Regions from separate parts of the Mus musculus genome. Here region 2 is linked to region 1. A link is a loop called in an ENCODE intact Hi-C map of the cell type or tissue named here. Cell type or tissue: left cerebral cortex. All regions are shown on one strand. Each heading gives the region's core, and the rest is flanking DNA. Links, peaks and the distances in the headings are about the cores only.

Region 1 (8,330 bases), core at 288-8,287:
TATGTAATACTGATAAGCACTGACATCTCCCTTTTGAAAGGGGGTCTCACTGTAGCTCTGGCTAGCCTGGACTATGCTATATATAGACCAGGCTGGCCTTGAACTCTCAGAGATCTATCTGTCTCCTGAATGTTGAGAATAAAGAAAGGCATGAGCCACTACACCCGGCTTCCTCCATTTTTCATTAGAACACTTTTGCTCTGTGTTGTGTGTGTGTGTGTGTGTGTGTGTGTGTGTGTGTGTTTGAAACGGGGTTTCTCTGTGTAGCCCTGGCCATCCTGGAACTCACTCTGTAGACCAGGCTGGCCTCGAACTTAGAAATCCACCTGCCTCTGCCTCCCAAGTGCTGGGATTAAAGGCATGCACCACCACTGCCCAGTTTGCTGTGTATTTTTTATCCTGAAAGTTATGCATTTACTGATAGGTTATTTCTTCACGGCTGGTGAAATGAGATAATTCAAGCTAGATTAGATTATATTAAAAACAGGTTTATTGGGAAGCTGCTCTTGGGAGGTCAGGTTCACTGGCCCCAAGGACCTAGGCCAGGGAAAATCGCCATGTGGAAAGGAGGGGAGGATGGGAAGGGAGAGAGAAAGAAAGGGCATGCGTGCAGAGAGAGAAGAAAAGAAGAGCACAAGACATTTGGATTTTATAGGGAGGAGCCTCTGGGGGAAGGGCAGTCCAGCCCCTGGGCTGGAAAGTTCAAGCTTGGGGACAGGGTAAGCCAGGTAGGGACTGAGGGATGCTGGGAGAACTGGAGGCCAGGTCTGCTTTGGTCTGTAAAATGTGCACCTCAGTCCCAGGTCGGGGAGTCCTGAAACCAACCACTTCCCTGACTGGGTTTGGAATCACTAAGGACACAGACTTTACAAGTGTGTGAGAGTGTTTCCCAAGAGGTTAAACTGAAGGAGGAAGCAGCATCACCACCAATGGATTAGGGGCTGTGCCTGAATAAAAACTGAAAAGAAAATGCCAACATTCACTGTTTTCTGCTTCCGGGTCTCCCAGCTGTGAGGAGTCCCGGCTGTGTGCCCCTGCCTGTCTGCCCCTCCACCCCTACAACCTCTGCTATGCCTTCCCACTGTGACAGACTGTGCTCTCTTAAACCCCGAGCCAAGATAAATCCTTTTCTCCTTACATTGTTTCCTGTTGGGCATTTTGTCACAGCAAAAACTCAGAGTAACTAATACAGTTGTTTCCCACATTGTTTAAGACAGACACTCTTCTCTAGAGGTTCTAAGTTCTACAACTTTCCAATTTTCTCTCTCTCTCTCTCTCTCTCTCTCTCTCTTTTGAGACAGGATCTCAATATGAATCTCAAGATGGTCTCCAATGAAGAGTTTCGTGCCTCAGTCTTCTGACTGCTAGGATTATAGGCACATATCTCCAAACCCAGCACCTATTATTTCTAGTCATGGTCTCGGGTGTCCAAGCTGGCTTTGAACTCTTGTTTCTCTTTCTTCCACTGAGTGCTAGGATCACAGCCATTTAATGTGGTGCTGGGATCGACCCCACGGCCCCATTGCACGATAGGCAGCCATTCTCCCAACCACACTGTATTCAGACCCTCTCTTTATTAATTTAACTCTTGAACTCAGTTTTTGAGAAAAAGTTCTCATGCAAATCTCTGAATTTGGTATGTACCCCAGGGTGTCCTTGAAGTCCACATGCTTTCCCACTGAGTTCTGAGATTTGGTTATTTTGGTCATTGTTATGAATCAGATTCATTGTTTTCTCTGTTTGTTTCTTTAAAACTTTTTCTGTTGCCATTATAACTAGGCATTTGTCTAGACAATACAAAATTACTGTTACTTTCACTTAGCCACTGTATTCTCTTTAATTCTAGATTATTCTCTCTCCCCTGTATGTATGTGCACTATGGTGTGTCTATGTGTGTCTATGTGTGTGTAGCAAGCATGGTGTGTGTAGGTGTGTGTCTATGTGTGTGCATGTGTGTATATGTGTGTGTTTATGTATGTGTGTCTGTGTCTATGTATGTGTCTATGTGTGTCTACGTGTGTATGTGTGTATATGTGTGTGTCTATATATGTGTGTCTGTCTATGTCTGTGTGTGTATGTGTGTGTCTATGTCTGTGTGTGTATGTGTGTGTCTATGTCTGTGTGTGTATGTGTGTGTCTATGTCTGTATGTGTGTATGTGTGTGTGAATGTGTGTGTCTATGTATGTATATGTGTGTGTATGTGTCTATGTGTGTATGTGTGTGTGTGTGGGAGGGCACTCAAGCATGTTGTGTGTAAGCCAGCATCCATGTACTCTTTCATTACTCTTAGTTGTTTCTCTGAAGTATCAAGTCTCTCTGAGCCTGGAGCTCCTTGTTTTGTAGTTCTCTACCCCAACTCACCCCACCCCAACCCAGGCTAAGAGTTTTCAAAACCTGAGTGACTCCCCTATCTCCTCACCCCACCCCACCCCACCCCACCTCACCCCCACAGTGTTGTAGTTACTGGTACTGCAAGTCTTGTTGTTGCATGAATTTGGGGGTCCAAACTCAGGTCCTCGTACTTGCACGACAAGCACTGTTAATCAGTAGCCCGTATCTCCAACTCTTTTCAGATCTGTATTCTCCTGTACTCTGGAAATAAACTAACTTTGGAACTTGCTAGCTTTATGGTTGTGCTACACTGCTGTTTTTGTAGGCTGACTTGAAGGGACTCTAAGGTCACGTGACGCTGCCTAGGCCACGTAATGGCTTTGTTCAGGTATTGGGTTGACAACCGGATGCACTAGCTCCTGGTATCCTGGTTCTTGGCACTCCCCTATCTTCCTGTCTCCCTTCAGCTTCCTGAGTCTTTCCCTGGTCCTTTTTTCCATTTTGTATAAAGGCTTCTCTAAGTAGCATTCCAAGTACAATTTGAGATTTACCGCTTAAAAACAAAACACATTTACCAGGATTTGTGGGAAACAAGAGTGGCCGCTTACCCAGACAGGGTTCCCGGCCTTCATCTTGTCTTTCTTATTTTGCTTTCTTATTTCAGGGGCCAGACCAGTCTTTAGGCACTGTTTGACCTTAGTTTGAGCTTATCAGGTTTAAAAAATTCCACTCCCTTATTTACTGCTTCGAATCTATCAGTGTAGAACAGGGTGACCTTGAAACTTCTGAGTCTCAGCCTTCTGAGTGCTGGCATTACATTATGCCGGGATTAATGTCCTTCTTGGGGACTGGACCCAGGACTTTATGAATCCTAGGCAATCAATCTACCAACTGAGTTACATCATCATTTTTTGTTTGTTTTTTGAGGGCTACTGTGTAGCCCTGGCTGTCAACTCACTCTGTAGACCAGTGGCCTAGAACTCAGAAATCCCGCCTGCCTCTGCCTCCACCACGCCTGGCTAAAAAGCCTTTTGTTTTGTTTTGGTTTTGTTTTGTGTTTTTTTCAAGACAGGGTTTCTCTGTATAGCCCTGGCTGTCCTGGAACTCACTTTGTAGACCAGGCTGGCCTCGAACTCAGAAACCCGCCTGCCTCTGCCTCCCAAGTGCTGGGATTAAAGGCCTGCGCCACCACCGCCCGGCTCTCCCTTGGTTTTTAAAGATAAGGTCTCATGTAGCCCAGGCTGGCCTCGAGCTCCTGATTCTCCGCTCTCCATTTGCCAAAGGTCAGGATTACAGATGTGTACTGATTCATTTGAGACGTTTATTAAAGGTTTCTAGAAATGAATTTCCAGGGATCACAGTGATGCACTGGATTGGCTGTCTTACAGCATAGGCAGTTTTGTCTCCTCCCTGCCGTCCCAACGACTGCCTTCACTGCGCCAGAACAGCTAAAATCGTTTCCGGAGTCCCTCCCCGCAGAGAAGCTGGGTCAGAAAAGCCGGAAACCCACACCTCCTCCCCAGAGCTCCCCTACTACGCCTGCGCGTCACTCGGCGGCGGCGCGCTCGCCCGAGGCATTGTGGTTATTGTAGTCTCCCCATATCCTTGGCGCCCACAGTCCCGTGACGCCGCCGCGCCTCAGCCCCACCCCGCAGTGTCCCTCGGGGCCGCCGCGGGGCCTGCGAACCGGGCGCGGCGTTCAGGCCAGTCAGCTGTTTCTCCCTGGGCAGAGGGCGGAAGCCCGAGCAGCCTGGGGCGGAGCTTCGCGCGGAACGAACGCCCACCCGTCCTACGTGCTCGTTCGTCTCCGTTCGCTGCGCGCGAGCCGGGAGTCCCCGCGGCGGGCGGCGGTGGCGTTGGCGGAAGGCGGTGGAGAGAAGCCCGCGGCTGCCGCGGCGACAGCGAAATGGCGGAGACGGTAGCGGACACCCGGCGGCTCATCACCAAGCCGCAGAATCTGAATGACGCCTACGGGCCGCCCAGCAACTTCCTCGAGATCGACGTGAGCAACCCGCAGACCGTGGGGGTCGGCCGGGGCCGCTTCACCACCTACGAGATCAGGGTCAAGGTGAGGCGTCCGCCCCTCTCCCGCATCCCTCGCTCCGGGGCCGCCAAGTCCCGCCGGACCCCGGCGCGGGGCCTTGAGGTCTCAGCGGCCGCCCAGGCCAGACGCCCCTGCGAGGCAGCTTGTCTGCGGGCGGAGGCGTGAGCCAGGGTTTCGCTCGCTCTCCGTGGACAGTTTGTATGGGGACCAGCTCGCTGGCTCCGGTAGAAGGTGCTGGAAGACGAGGGCGTGGGTTGAGCTCTGCTAGCCGAGATCTCAGGCAGCTGATCTGGGCTTGACATTTGAGTTGAAGAGGTAGATCTTTCGAGAACACTGTTCTCCGAAAAGAGAGCTAGGTGTGACTGAGGAAGAAAGGGGGAGGGGGGCGTGTGTGCGCAAAGTTGAAGCCCTCTCTCCCTCCCTGTCTCTTTTTTTTTTTTTTCCTGGACGCTTACCAAGACGTAGTGAAGCCAAGCTTAGCTGCTCTTTCCAGGCCTGTCTCAAGCTACAGTAAGAGTATCCTGGGCCGTACACGTCTGTGAGCAGAACTTGATGGCGAGTTCACGGGAGCGCGTCAGATTTTTGTGGTAGGGCTCAACCAAGCGGTTAGCAGCGATGAGAAATGGTTGACCTTAGCATGCTTGGCTGTCCTGCTGAAGGCCTAGGTGTGTGGAATGTCATCTTCCTCAGTGTCCAAAAAAGCAACTGCCCGGGACTAGGGAACCCTACTCATCTAAGTGTCTGGCTTTAGCTTTTTCACTTCAACTGAAAAAAGGAATAGGGTGAAGTAGAAACGTACTCTTAGAATCCCATAACTAATGGGGTTTTGGCAGTAAGTAATTTAGATGATTCGAGGGACACTAAATGAAAGTACTGCTTTTTTTACTCTGTAGAGCAGGATGGAAGGGTTTTTCCACATTTGAAAAAAAAACTTATTAAATTAATTCATTGCTAAAAATTAAATATTAAATAGTAACCATGAGAATTTTGGCCTTAGAGGACTCATGATCATTGTTAACATTAGCCTTTTTTTTTTTTTTTCGAGACAGGGTTTCTCTGTATAGCCCTGGCTGTCCTGGAACTCACTCTGTAGACCAGGCTGGCCTCGAACTCAGAAATCCGCCTGCCTCTGCCTCCCGAGTGCTGGGATTAAAGGCATGCGCCACCACGCCCAGCTTAACATTAGCTTTTATGTGAAGGAATTTCTTATTAAAGTAAGCACTTTTTGTGTGGTAAACAGAATTTGCCATCCTAGTCATTTTTAAGTTGTACGGCCCAGGAGTGCTGTATATATTTAGCTTGTGAAACTTACACACTTTTAAAGAATGGTTGAACTAATCAAACTTTTTTCCCCTATGAGATAGAATCTCATATGTAGGCTCCTGACTGGCCTTGAATTTACTATGTAGACCAGGCTGGCCCCAACTGCTGGAATTAAAAGTTGTGTGTCTCTCTGTCTTTGGATCATCAAACTTTTGAGATATTAAGCTTAAATGGCCTGGTTTTTCAGGCTACTCATTGAACTGTATAGATGTGTAAAACATGAGCCAAATTAGTATCTTGTTTTCTGAAGATTGCAAAATTCAGGCTTCCGTGGACCTAGGGAAATAAATTCTTACCCAAGCCTGTTTTAAAGGGGGATAATTTTCGGTGCTAGGGTGACAGCTCAGTGCTCAAGAACACTTAATTGATTTGGATTTGAGTTCAGTTCCCTGCACCCACATAACGTGGCTCACACACCTCTCACTGCAGGTTCAGGAGTTCCAATGCCCTCTTCTGGTCCCTTTGAGCACCTTCAGACACGTGGCACATAGACATTCATACTTTAAAAAAAAAAAAAACCTAATAAAATTTTTAAAAGGTGATTTTTTTTTTTCTTTTTAGCTTTGGGGATGATTTTTGTCATTAATATATGGCCTGTCACAAAAAAGAACTTCCTCTTTTGCCTTTATTCACCAGCATGTTTTTCCCTGTGTTAGCATGAAACTTGGTATTCCTGTTTCTGAACTTCCATGGCTACTGCTTCCTGTCCCAGTTGAGTTGGATCCGCCCTCACTTCCTCCACATAAGGAGAGTCAGTGCTTATCTTGCTGAGTAGTCGTTAAGGGATCCTAGTAGATGACTCTTTCCTAAAATACTCGAGCCTTTATTTCCAAAGAGTGAATATGACATTGGGATATAACTATGAACGAACGGCCTGGCTCCGGACGTAGAAAACAGTCCTTTTTAAGAGTGATTAGTGAGTTAGATAATTAAATAAACTGTATACTTACTCTGCTTTATTTTTTCTTGTTTCTTTTTTTTTCTTTTCTTTTTGGTTTTTCGAGACAGGGTTTCTCTGTGTAGCCCTGACTGTCCTTGAACTCACTCTGTAGACCAGGCTGGCCTCGAACTCAGAAATCCACCTGCCTCTGCCTCCCGAGTGCTGGGATTAAAGGTGTGTGCCACCACGCCCGGCTTATTTTTTATTATGAGGCAGTTGGTTGTATGTTAGTGAGTGTTGTATGTTAATTAGAAGTATGGTACCCAACAATAAAACATTGTTTTCTTTTTCTCTTCTTTCTTTTTTTCTTTCTTTCTTTTTCTTTCTTTCTTTTTTCTTTTTTTCTTTTCTTTTTTTTTTTTTTTTTTTTTTGTGTGTGTGTGGCTGGAGAGACAGCCATGGGTGCTGGGAACTAAACTCTTATATTTTTGGTTCTAAGCCTAGACTTTAATGGCTGAGCCATCTCTCCAGCCTCCAACAATAAAACATAATTGAGGTTCTAATGCTTAGAAAATGTTGGAGTTATTCTTAGTATATAATGTATTGACTGAGAGAAAACTCAGGACACCATGTAGTAAGACACTAGGCTTTACTTAAGCAGCATACGATATTTGTGAGTAATGATGATCTTGTATGAAGGTAGGATGGGTTGTAGCTCATGCCTTTAATCCCAGTACTTGAGTGGCAGAGGCAGGCAGGCTGGTCTGTGTAGTTCCAGGATAGGAGGGAAGGTAGAACAAATTTTGTTTATTGCTATTCTAAACTGTTGATACTCTCCCTCATTTCCACTGCTTGCCTTTCGCCATTGTATTTACCATGGAGGAAGCCATTTTATTTTTCAGAGTTTGGGCCTTTAAACTATCTTACAGTTAAACTCTAATTCTAGCCTTGAGAAAATGTTCAGTTTTATAGGGACTGATTGAAATTGCTCCAATTCACAGGGTAATTTCATCTAGATGGTGGCACTTTAGAATACAAGTTTCCCAATCTCCATTTATCTTTTCTCTTTGAGAACAGTGTTTAAGACTATTAGGATCTCTTGATTAGTATCTCTGGGCTTCTGAAAATAATTGGCACAGTGTTACTGTTTTTTTAAATTGTCGTAATGGGTAGGTACAGCAGCGAGCACTGTAAATGATTAAAGGTCTGGGAAAGTGTAGGGTCCAGATTATTCGGCATATTAAAGAGACGGCTGGAAAGGAAACTCAGCCACTGCTCAAATGAAGTTTGTTAATAGTTTGGGGATTTTTTTCAATAATTTAGACTCTACTATTGTACCTGGAGAAAATTGAGATTCCTTCTTGAGGTTTTAGCTAGCCTTGGATTAAAAAATAAATACCATTTCCTAGTAGAATGAGGTACCAAAAATTAAGGTTCTACTTCCCTTTCCATGAAGGAAGCCCTTGGTAGTCACACCTGCCTTCCAGTGACTGACACCCAATACTCACACCAAGTCTGGCCCCTTTTAAATATAAATACCTACTAAATGAAAGGTCAGCAGGCAACTACATTTTTGAGTGTTAACTTGAAGTTGATACTAAAATGGATTGCCTTATTATCAGAAACACACTTGGCATGAACGTCTATCTTCTTTGAGACAAGTCTGATACAAAAAGAAGCCATCTTGTTTTGTACCTAACTAAATAGCTATTTGAAATTGACATTAAAGTTTAAAGCTTAATACCAACATT
Region 2 (8,330 bases), core at 296-8,295, 76 kb after region 1:
AGGGCCAATGTCTGGACCCAATGACCTGGGAGGACCTTGGGCATTACCAGGTAAGTGAGTGTCTGGGATTCCCAGGGTTGAGACAAGAAGATCAGTCCTCGACCTCAGGTTATTGGACAAAGAGAAAAGTTTTTCCTGATTCTCGGACCAAGAGAAGATATCATATCCTTGGGCCAAGAGAAGGAGCTCAAAAAGCAAACAGTAGCGGAACAACGCACAGATGACTTTTTTTTTTTCAGGACCGAAGACAGCGACCTGGTCCTGAACTCAGCTGGAAGCTAGCCTGTAGCTATTGCTTGTTGCCATCCTCCGTGTGAGCCCATTGATCTGATAAGTAGACACCACTTACTCTTCGCACCTAGGTCCTTTCCTTTTGTAGTTAAGCCATCCTTGCACAACTACAAAGCAGAGACAACCCTGAGGTACTGAGGACGGGTCTCACTCAACCTAGATCTACGGGGAACAGCCATCCCTGGAATGTGGGTTAAAGCCAGGGTGTTTAGAAGGGAAAGGCCCGTACCATCCCTGGAATGTGGGTTAAAGCCAGGGTGTTTAGAAGGGAAAGGCCCGTAGAGAGAGTGTGGGGGAGGGCGGAGCTGAAGGGCAGAGGAAAACTCAGAAAGATGCAGAAGACAGAGAAGAGGGTAAGGTAGAGTGAAGAATCAGCCAGATAGTGGGGGGAAACAGTTGCTGCTTTACAAATATTTTTCTGACAAGGATAAGCAAACAAATGTCTTATGTAATTGTATATGTGTGGGGGAGGGGAGTCTATAAAAAGATGATTTAGCTGGGTGTGGTGGTGCACAACTTAAATTCCAGCCCCTAGAGGGACAGAGACAGATTTTGGTGAGACCAGGGTGGCTAGGACTACAGAGTGAGACCCTGTCTCAAAATACAAACAACAACAACAAAACCAAGGAAAACAACAACAACAACAACAACATAAGCGGTAAGGCTTCTTCCTCCCCTGTTTAGTTATCTGGCGCTGGTTTTGAATGCAGGGCCGGGCCAGTGTCTACCATTGAGCTGTATCCCCAGATCATGGGGTTTTTGCGACAGAGTCTTCCTGCTCTATAGTTCAGGATGATCTGAAATTTACTGTGTAGCTTAGGCTGGCCTTAAATCTATGATCCTCCTACTTCTCCTGGCCACCACAGCCAGCCTGGATAGTGTTTCTTTTTAGTGTTTGTGTGTGTCAGTGTCATTACTGAGGGGGCATGTATATAGATACATAATATCTATATGTTTTGTTTTGAAGCACTTCAGATGGAACCCAGGGCTGGGAGCACTGAGTGAAATTCCTAGCCTTCTGCACAAGTACTTTATACACAGAAAAGTATTTTAATTTTGCCTCACAGTTTTACATATTCATAAACACTGAAGTTGGAATGAGTATATTTACATCTTGAAATATCCATGAGGAAAATTACACACAAGAACAACTCATCTAATTTTCTTTACCAATTAAAGTCCATTGCCTCGGGTTGGGGATGTAACTCACAGCATATACTCAGCATGCGTACACACTGAACCAACCCAAAGCAAAGGATGTTGATTTGTTTAAAGTAAAGGTAGATGCAGGTTCACAGTGACTTCTAAATGCCATCAGTGCTGTTAATAAGAAATTGAATTGGTGTTTACATAGTCTTAGAACAAGAGAAGAACTTGGATTTTTAGTTCCTAGAAGTCATCACAGCATCTTTGGCCAGCAGTAAAATAGCTCAGTGTAAAGAGTTTCAAATGGGGCTGGTGAGATGGCTCAGTGGGTAAGAGCACCCGACTGCTCTTCCGAAGGTCAGGAGTTCAAATCCCAGCAACCACATGGTGGCTCACAACCATCCGTAACGAGATCTGACTCCCTCTTCTGGAGTGTCTGAGGACGGCTGCAGTGTACTTACATATAATAAATAAACAAATAAATAAATAAATAAATAAATAAAAAAAGAGTTTCAAATGATTTATTATTAAATGTAGTTGGGTCTCCAATTTGAATGATACCTTCTCCAGTATGTTGATAAACCTTTAAAGGCAAAATGTCTCAAGTGGGTTTTTCAGCCCCATCAAATGTACGGAAAGACCTGGAGCCAGTGAGTAGGAGCCTCAACTTGACACCTTTATTTGTTCTGCCAAGGAGAGGACACGGGCCTGATGGGTTTGCTACCACCTCTTTGCAATCACTGCGGACTGCTGTATAAATGTCTTTGAATTGGTGACCACCTCCTTGGAAGCACAACACCTCAGACTTCCCAATTCTGTCTGTTAGATGCATGTATAAGGTGTGTAAGATAATGTTGCCTGGCGTGATGACCCACACCTGAGGTTGAAAGAAGATTGTGAGTTTCAGGCCAGCCTAGGCTACAGACCAAGACCTCCCAACAACAACAACAACAACAACAACAACAACAACAACAACAGTATTCTAAGTAGAGATCTGGCACTCTACAGAATGTCAGACCCATGGAGCTTCTGGGCCACAACTGGATGTGGTGAGCTAGACACTGAGAGCCCAAGAAAACAGGTGAGGTGTTCAAAATGACTTATCTACCCACACATGTCTTCTTGTGTGTGTGCTGCCAATCAAAATCTATCAGGAATGGGTAAGAGCAAGTGATCCATCTGAACAAGAACTCACAATAATTTACTAGTGCCAGATGACTTTGTGAGTTGACTTGTGTTCTATACATTAACTAGTGGGATTATTATTATTATTATTATTATTATTATTATTATTATTATTATTATTATTTTGGTTGCTAGAGGATGCCTTCTGACCAAGGAACTCTTAGGAGTCTGGGAGGAGTGAAGGGGAGGCTTCTATGTAAAGATGAGCCACGTGTGGAGTGGAAAGCTGGCCACTTAGGTGAGCATGAGTCTGATCTGGGAATGGACTTAGCTCTGACCTGGGAATGGACTTAGCTCTGGCTGGAAGCTATAGTTGGGCTCTGCTCACTTCCTAACTGCCCTGTGTCTGTGAGATAGGTCAGCCCCTGCCAGACAGAAATGCAACTCAGCAGGTTCTTCCTGTAAGCAGAAAAGGAACATTTGGGGCAATTTGATTAGGATCCTAACTTCCTCTGAGCTTTCTCTTCTAGCCAATCCTGCACTTTTCTGAGTCCTTACACCTGTCTACTTCCAGAGCAGCCCTGCATCTGCAGAGCCAAAAGGACCCAGCATCTAGTGCTGCATGGCTTTTGAGTAGCCAGCGTTCACTCTGGAGTCTTAGCTCAAGGTGGAGGTGGCCATGGCTCAGTGGTCGAAGACTGAGCTTGGCTGCTGCTCAGATTGGGAATGCAAAGGGTGGGCAGCCCAATGGGCCACTTGCTGGCTTCTGCTTGCTTCCTTGCAGTCTCTGGGCAGGCCTTCAGACTAGGTGTGGGCCTTGTTCAGTGTCAAAATGTGACCAAGAAAAACCGTGGGAGTTCTGACTCTCTCCTGTAAACTCATTTGCCTTCTCTAACCTAATCTGGCCTTTCCAGGGCCAAAGGGCCACCCAAAGATGAGACAGAGGAGGCACAAGGACCGAGGTCAGGGAATTCAGAGGCAGCCTTGGCAGAAATTGCTGGGGGGCACGTCGCAGAGGGGAGCCACGAAGCTCAACCCTGGGGAGTACCTGGTTTCCAGACTTGCAGACATAGGTCCTATTCCTTCGAATGCTCCTCTTGAAGAATCCGGAGCAGCCGTCGCAAGCGTAGACCCCGTAGTGCTTCCCGGAGCTGCGGTCACCACACACTTTGCAAGGGATATCTAAAATGCGGCCTGAAAGACGGGAAGAGGGGGAAAGAGTGAGAGGGAGCGCGGGGGAGGAGGGGGGGAGATGGAGGAAAGGGGAGAGGGGGAGCGAGATGCTAAGCAATCTGACCTCTGAGGGGATTAGCATCGGAGCTGCAGTAAAAGCAAATAATGAAGAGATTTTATAGCCAAACTTTTTTTCCCTGAGCAAGTGTCAGCTTCCTACAATAAGCATTATTCATGCACCGCTACATGTATTTGGGTCTCCTCTAATCGCCGAGACCCATTTTGGAATAAAAGATTACAGCAGGCCCGGGCAGCAGCTCGGCCCGCCGCTGCCTTTCTGCTCCGCCGAAAGTTTGGCTGCCTCCCTCCTCTGCTCTTGCATTTAACAGGGGGAAAAAAAAGTTGTTAGTGAGCGCGCAAGGAGACAAACTTGAAATGTAAAAGGGAAAAAGAAGAAAAACAAACACGACTGGAACCGGGTTGGCAGCTGGAAGGCAATCGAGCTTTCTCTGAGCTGAGCCGGGCGCTTGTTATTATTAGGATTATTATTGTGATGCTAATACTCAGATTATTAATGATAATAAGGGTAGTGGTAATTGCCCAACTTTCTTTTTACCTATGGAAAAATGCTTAGTGCTGCGAGTTTGAGAAATTATTTCTTTCAGAAAAAAAGTTGAGGGGGAGGGAAGTAACCGGTGTGAGCAAGAGCAGAGATAGCCAAATGGTGGCTTTCTAGTTGGGGTAGACAGAGGTAGTCACCTCTCCCCCTTTACCCCCAAGTCCTTTCCGCCGAAACATCGGTCTCTTCCCTTCACCACTTCGTGGTGGTGGCATCTTCTGCATTTTTTTTTTTCTGCTGCTGGAGGAAAGGGGAGTTGTTTTTGTTTTTTGTTTTTTTCTTTTGACTGGCTCTAATTTGTCTGGGATTGCTACCCACGCAGGAGAACTTTGCATGGGCTCTCCAAGCCTGGCGGCCTTTGGGAAGAGGGCACTAAGAAGGGGTGCGTGTTTTCTCTCAGGCGTGAGTCCAACAAGTGCCTGAATCAAGCTACTGACGAGGACACATTTCCGTAAACAATGGGAATATTTATAAAACGTGTTAACATTATCATTAAAAAAATACAGTCAACAACAATTAACACCTGATTTTCCCATCACTCCGGGTCAAAGGCATTCCAACTCCGGACCAGGCTATCTCCGGCCTCGTGGGAACCCCACAGCAGCTCCGGGAGCACCCAGATTGGGGGCGGGAGAGGCAGCAGTGGGAAGCTGAGCCAACGGAGCTGGGGAGGTGAGGGCGCTGTCTGCGGAGGCCCCGAGGCGAGGGAACCCCGAGGCGCCTGAGGTGGCTTGCACTCCGGGCTCTGGCCTCCTCTTCCTCAGGTGGAGGGGGGAGTGCGGGGGGCCCGGCAAGGGGAGGTCGGTAAGGACCCGGCTCAGCCCGGGTAATTACAACCCCGCCGCAGCACCTGCCTATAGAGCCACCAGTGACCCGTCAAAAAGAGTAGCATGGGAATTCGGACGGCGACAAAGGCTGGCGGGGGAGGCGTTCGGCGTTGCGGCCACCGCCTCGGCGCCCCCTCTCCCGCAGGGCAAGAGCGGAGATTGTGTTGGGGAAGGGAGGGGCTGGGGTGAATCAAGTGTAGTTCTTGTCCTTCACCCCCTGGGGCCTGTCACTACTCCCCAAACAACTCACGGTCGCGCCTGGACTGCGCGGCCACCAGCTCTGCTGCACAGCACTCCCTGTGGAAACAGAACGCAGAGCTCAGATCTTCCAAAGTTCTCCTCCCTCTGGGTCGCTTGGGGCCCCCTATTAAGGGCTCAGGAGCACTGTCGCCCCAGCTGCCCTTCTCGTCCCGGCAGCACTGAGGGTGAGCCCGAAGGGGAAGCAGTGGCGGGCCGCTTACCCAGGCTTCCCATCCAGATTGGAGCCTACGGTCACTAATTTCTGGAGAAGACGAGCTCAAGGTGGATGACCCTTTTCTGGCTCATTGGTCAGGATGCCGGATTGTCACCACTTGGGCTTGCTGCTCGGCCTTAAGGGCTGACTTCCCCATCCAAGCAAAGGAGAGCCAGAGAGAGAGCTGGGTTGGGGCGGGGCACAGAAGGGAGGGAAGCGAAAATTCCAGGGCATAGAGGGTCGACGCCTCCGACTCCACCAACCAGCCACGTTAAGGTGACTTGGGGTCACAGACAAGCTGGTTGACTGCGGCGTAGCTCTTCTCTTTTAGCAAGCCGAGCGAACTCAGATGTGAGTCGAGCGAGTTTCCTGAGGCTGGAAAACGGTTCTTAACTTCCCTCCCCAGGGGGTCCCCTCAGGGCTTTTTGTGGGTCATAATTGCCTAAAGATATATGGCAGCTTCGATTACTGTAATTACCATCAGAGGCTGTTGAAAGAAGTTAGTCTGGGCTGCAAGGGTGACTGGTCAGGGTCTTGGTACCACCCAGGCGGGAATCCGGGTAACAAGGCTCTGTTCTCCAGCCAGCCAAGTAAGATGAAGCCCTCCCTGCCTCGAGACTGGCCCCACTGCTCTCAGAGCCCCCTCACTGCCTGGACCGCAGGGCCACAGAATTTCCGCTGGCCACAGCCTGGGTCTGAAAACCTGGATGAAGCGGCACTTTTTGCAGGGTCTGCTCCCTCACCCAGAGAGCAAAATTTTCAAAGCCATCGGGCACTGACTGGAGTCTCCAGGCCTTCAAGGGCAATCTCCAAGGCTTGATAAGCTAGAAAACTCAACTTTCCCCAGAAATTGCCTTCTCACGTCATGTGCCCACCCTGACTCCCAAGTCCAGAGTCTGCCAGCCAGCATCTGTCTTGTTCACAGGGCTGGGGTGCTGAGCTGAACGCCTAGCTTCGCACCCACCCCTTCCCTCTTCTCCGAGGACCCACTTTTCAAGTTCCATGGAAGCTTCGAGCTTCAAATCTCAAGAGACAGGTTTGGCTGTTCCAGGGTGAACGTGCCAGGGAGGCCTCCCAGGCCCTTCAACCTCGGTGTTGCCTGGCATGCAGGTTTGTAATGCAGCAGGAAGGGTCTCCTGTTTCTCTTGGGAAAGATACTCACCCAGAATTATTATTATTATTATTATTATTATTATTATTATTATTATTATTATTATTATTTCTGAGCCTGCACTACTTTCCAGAGCTCAGAACAGCCAGGGCAAGGATAGGCCAAGGCTAATGGAAGCCGTGGTCCTGCCCAAGTGTCAGTTGTGCACTGAAGCTGTGGTGAAGTTTCCTTCCCTGGGCCCTATCTCTGACCGTTTTCCCTTTCTTTCTTTCTTTCTTTCTTTCTTTCTTTCTTTCTTTCTTTCTTTCTTTCTTTCTTTCTTTCTTTCTTTCTTCCTTCCTTCCTTCCTTCCTTCCTTCCTTCGTTTTTTTTTTTTTGACGTTCACTTTACTCTAGTTTTTAAACTCAGCACCCAAATCAAAACAAGCGCACAAAATGAAAACACAAGCCACTTCTTACGGGGGCGAGAGGTGGAGGCGGGAACTGCATCCATCCTAAGTGAGACTTCATTATCAGTCCCCAGAAGTAACCAAGACTCTTCCAACTTTCAAAGACCCTGGACAATGAGGGCGAGTGAAGGGGGAGGGGGCGGGAAGGAACTCACAGAGAGCGCCAAAAATGTTATGGGGGGGGGGGGGGACTACACCGGTGGCTAGCGAGTTTCAGGGTGTGCGCACTATACACAGACCCTAGAACTCCCAGCCTCCGGCCTGTGGAAGGCGGGAACTGGAAAGCCCCGGGGAGACCGTTGTACCGCGTAGGCGCCCACCACGCCGGCTCAGGCCTACGCACTCCGAGGGTCTGCAGATTCTGTGCTCGCACACGCCCAGCTGCCCTGCACTTCTGCCTGTCTTTGGAGGTCAACAGAGATCAGTTGCAGCAGTGCGGTCTATGGGAGAGGAAGCTGGAAGAAGAAGCGTCCGGAGTGAGCAGGCCGCAGACTCCTGTCGGTGCTGGGCTCCCGCTCCGAAAGTCCTTGGGATTAGGGATTTGGTCCTCTCTTTGCTAGACTGGCTCGCCATACTTTACATTCCCCAGTTATGACCTACGCGGATTTAGGATTAAGGAAAATGTGACTTTTAAATGGTTTCTGCTTCCCGGTTTTGCAGGATTATTTGAAATAGCTGGAAACGGAGTGCAAAGCATTCCATTCGAAATCCGCTTTTTGCAGAGTTGCTTTTGCGCGCTGCAAGCTCTGAGTTTTTGAGCGGCTGCGTTATTGTGCGGCCGCCTGGAGCTGCGGCCCAGTTCCCGCCCCTGGCTCACCCCTCCCACCTTCGGCACCTGCAGCTAAATAGAAACAGCAGGCTGGACCGGTGGGCTGCCACGGGTCGCAACCTTCCTGATACACCGGGGAGACCCGGAAGAGCTAGCATCCAGAAGCAACGAAATTGCTCTCCCAGTTGCACGAAACGCTCCAACGCAACAGTCTAAGAGAGCTAGGCCAACGGACATACAAGCCCGAGAGAGTATTACTCTGGGGCTCAAATTCAGAGCTCTCAGAAGGACCATCCCGGCCTCCCAGCCTGCCCTCCCCAGGCCACGCGCCAGGACCCCGCGGCTGCCCGAGCGGTACCCACTTGT

The links. Peaks named below come from ENCODE experiments on the same cell type or tissue, not always from the same donor. Only the 100,000 strongest peaks of a DNase experiment are listed, where the experiment ranks them.
Region 2: it touches region 1 in a loop (8-fold over the local background); 3 of 42 quality-filtered maps call a loop at or near these places.

The regions. Positions count from the first base shown.
Region 1 is chr10:42,498,093-42,506,422 of GRCm38, forward strand. Snx3 (sorting nexin 3) reads left to right here and starts at 3,962. Exons shown (of 4, transcript NM_017472.4): 1 at 3,962-4,400. The coding sequence starts at 4,239. In left cerebral cortex, for the core only: no CTCF peak of the experiment used is centred there; DNase peaks (open chromatin) are centred at 3,933 and 4,567; H3K4me3 peaks cover 2,237 bases; H3K27ac peaks cover 1,928 bases.
Region 2 is chr10:42,574,556-42,582,885 of GRCm38, forward strand. It overlaps Nr2e1 (nuclear receptor subfamily 2, group E, member 1), which reads right to left. Exons shown (of 9, transcript NM_152229.3): 1 at 8,327-8,330; 2 at 3,611-3,756. Among named protein-coding and RNA genes, the nearest start is that of Nr2e1, 4.9 kb to the right of the region's middle. In left cerebral cortex, for the core only: no CTCF peak of the experiment used is centred there; DNase peaks (open chromatin) are centred at 4,050, 4,993, 5,497 and 7,944; H3K4me3 peaks cover 2,815 bases; H3K27ac peaks cover 872 bases.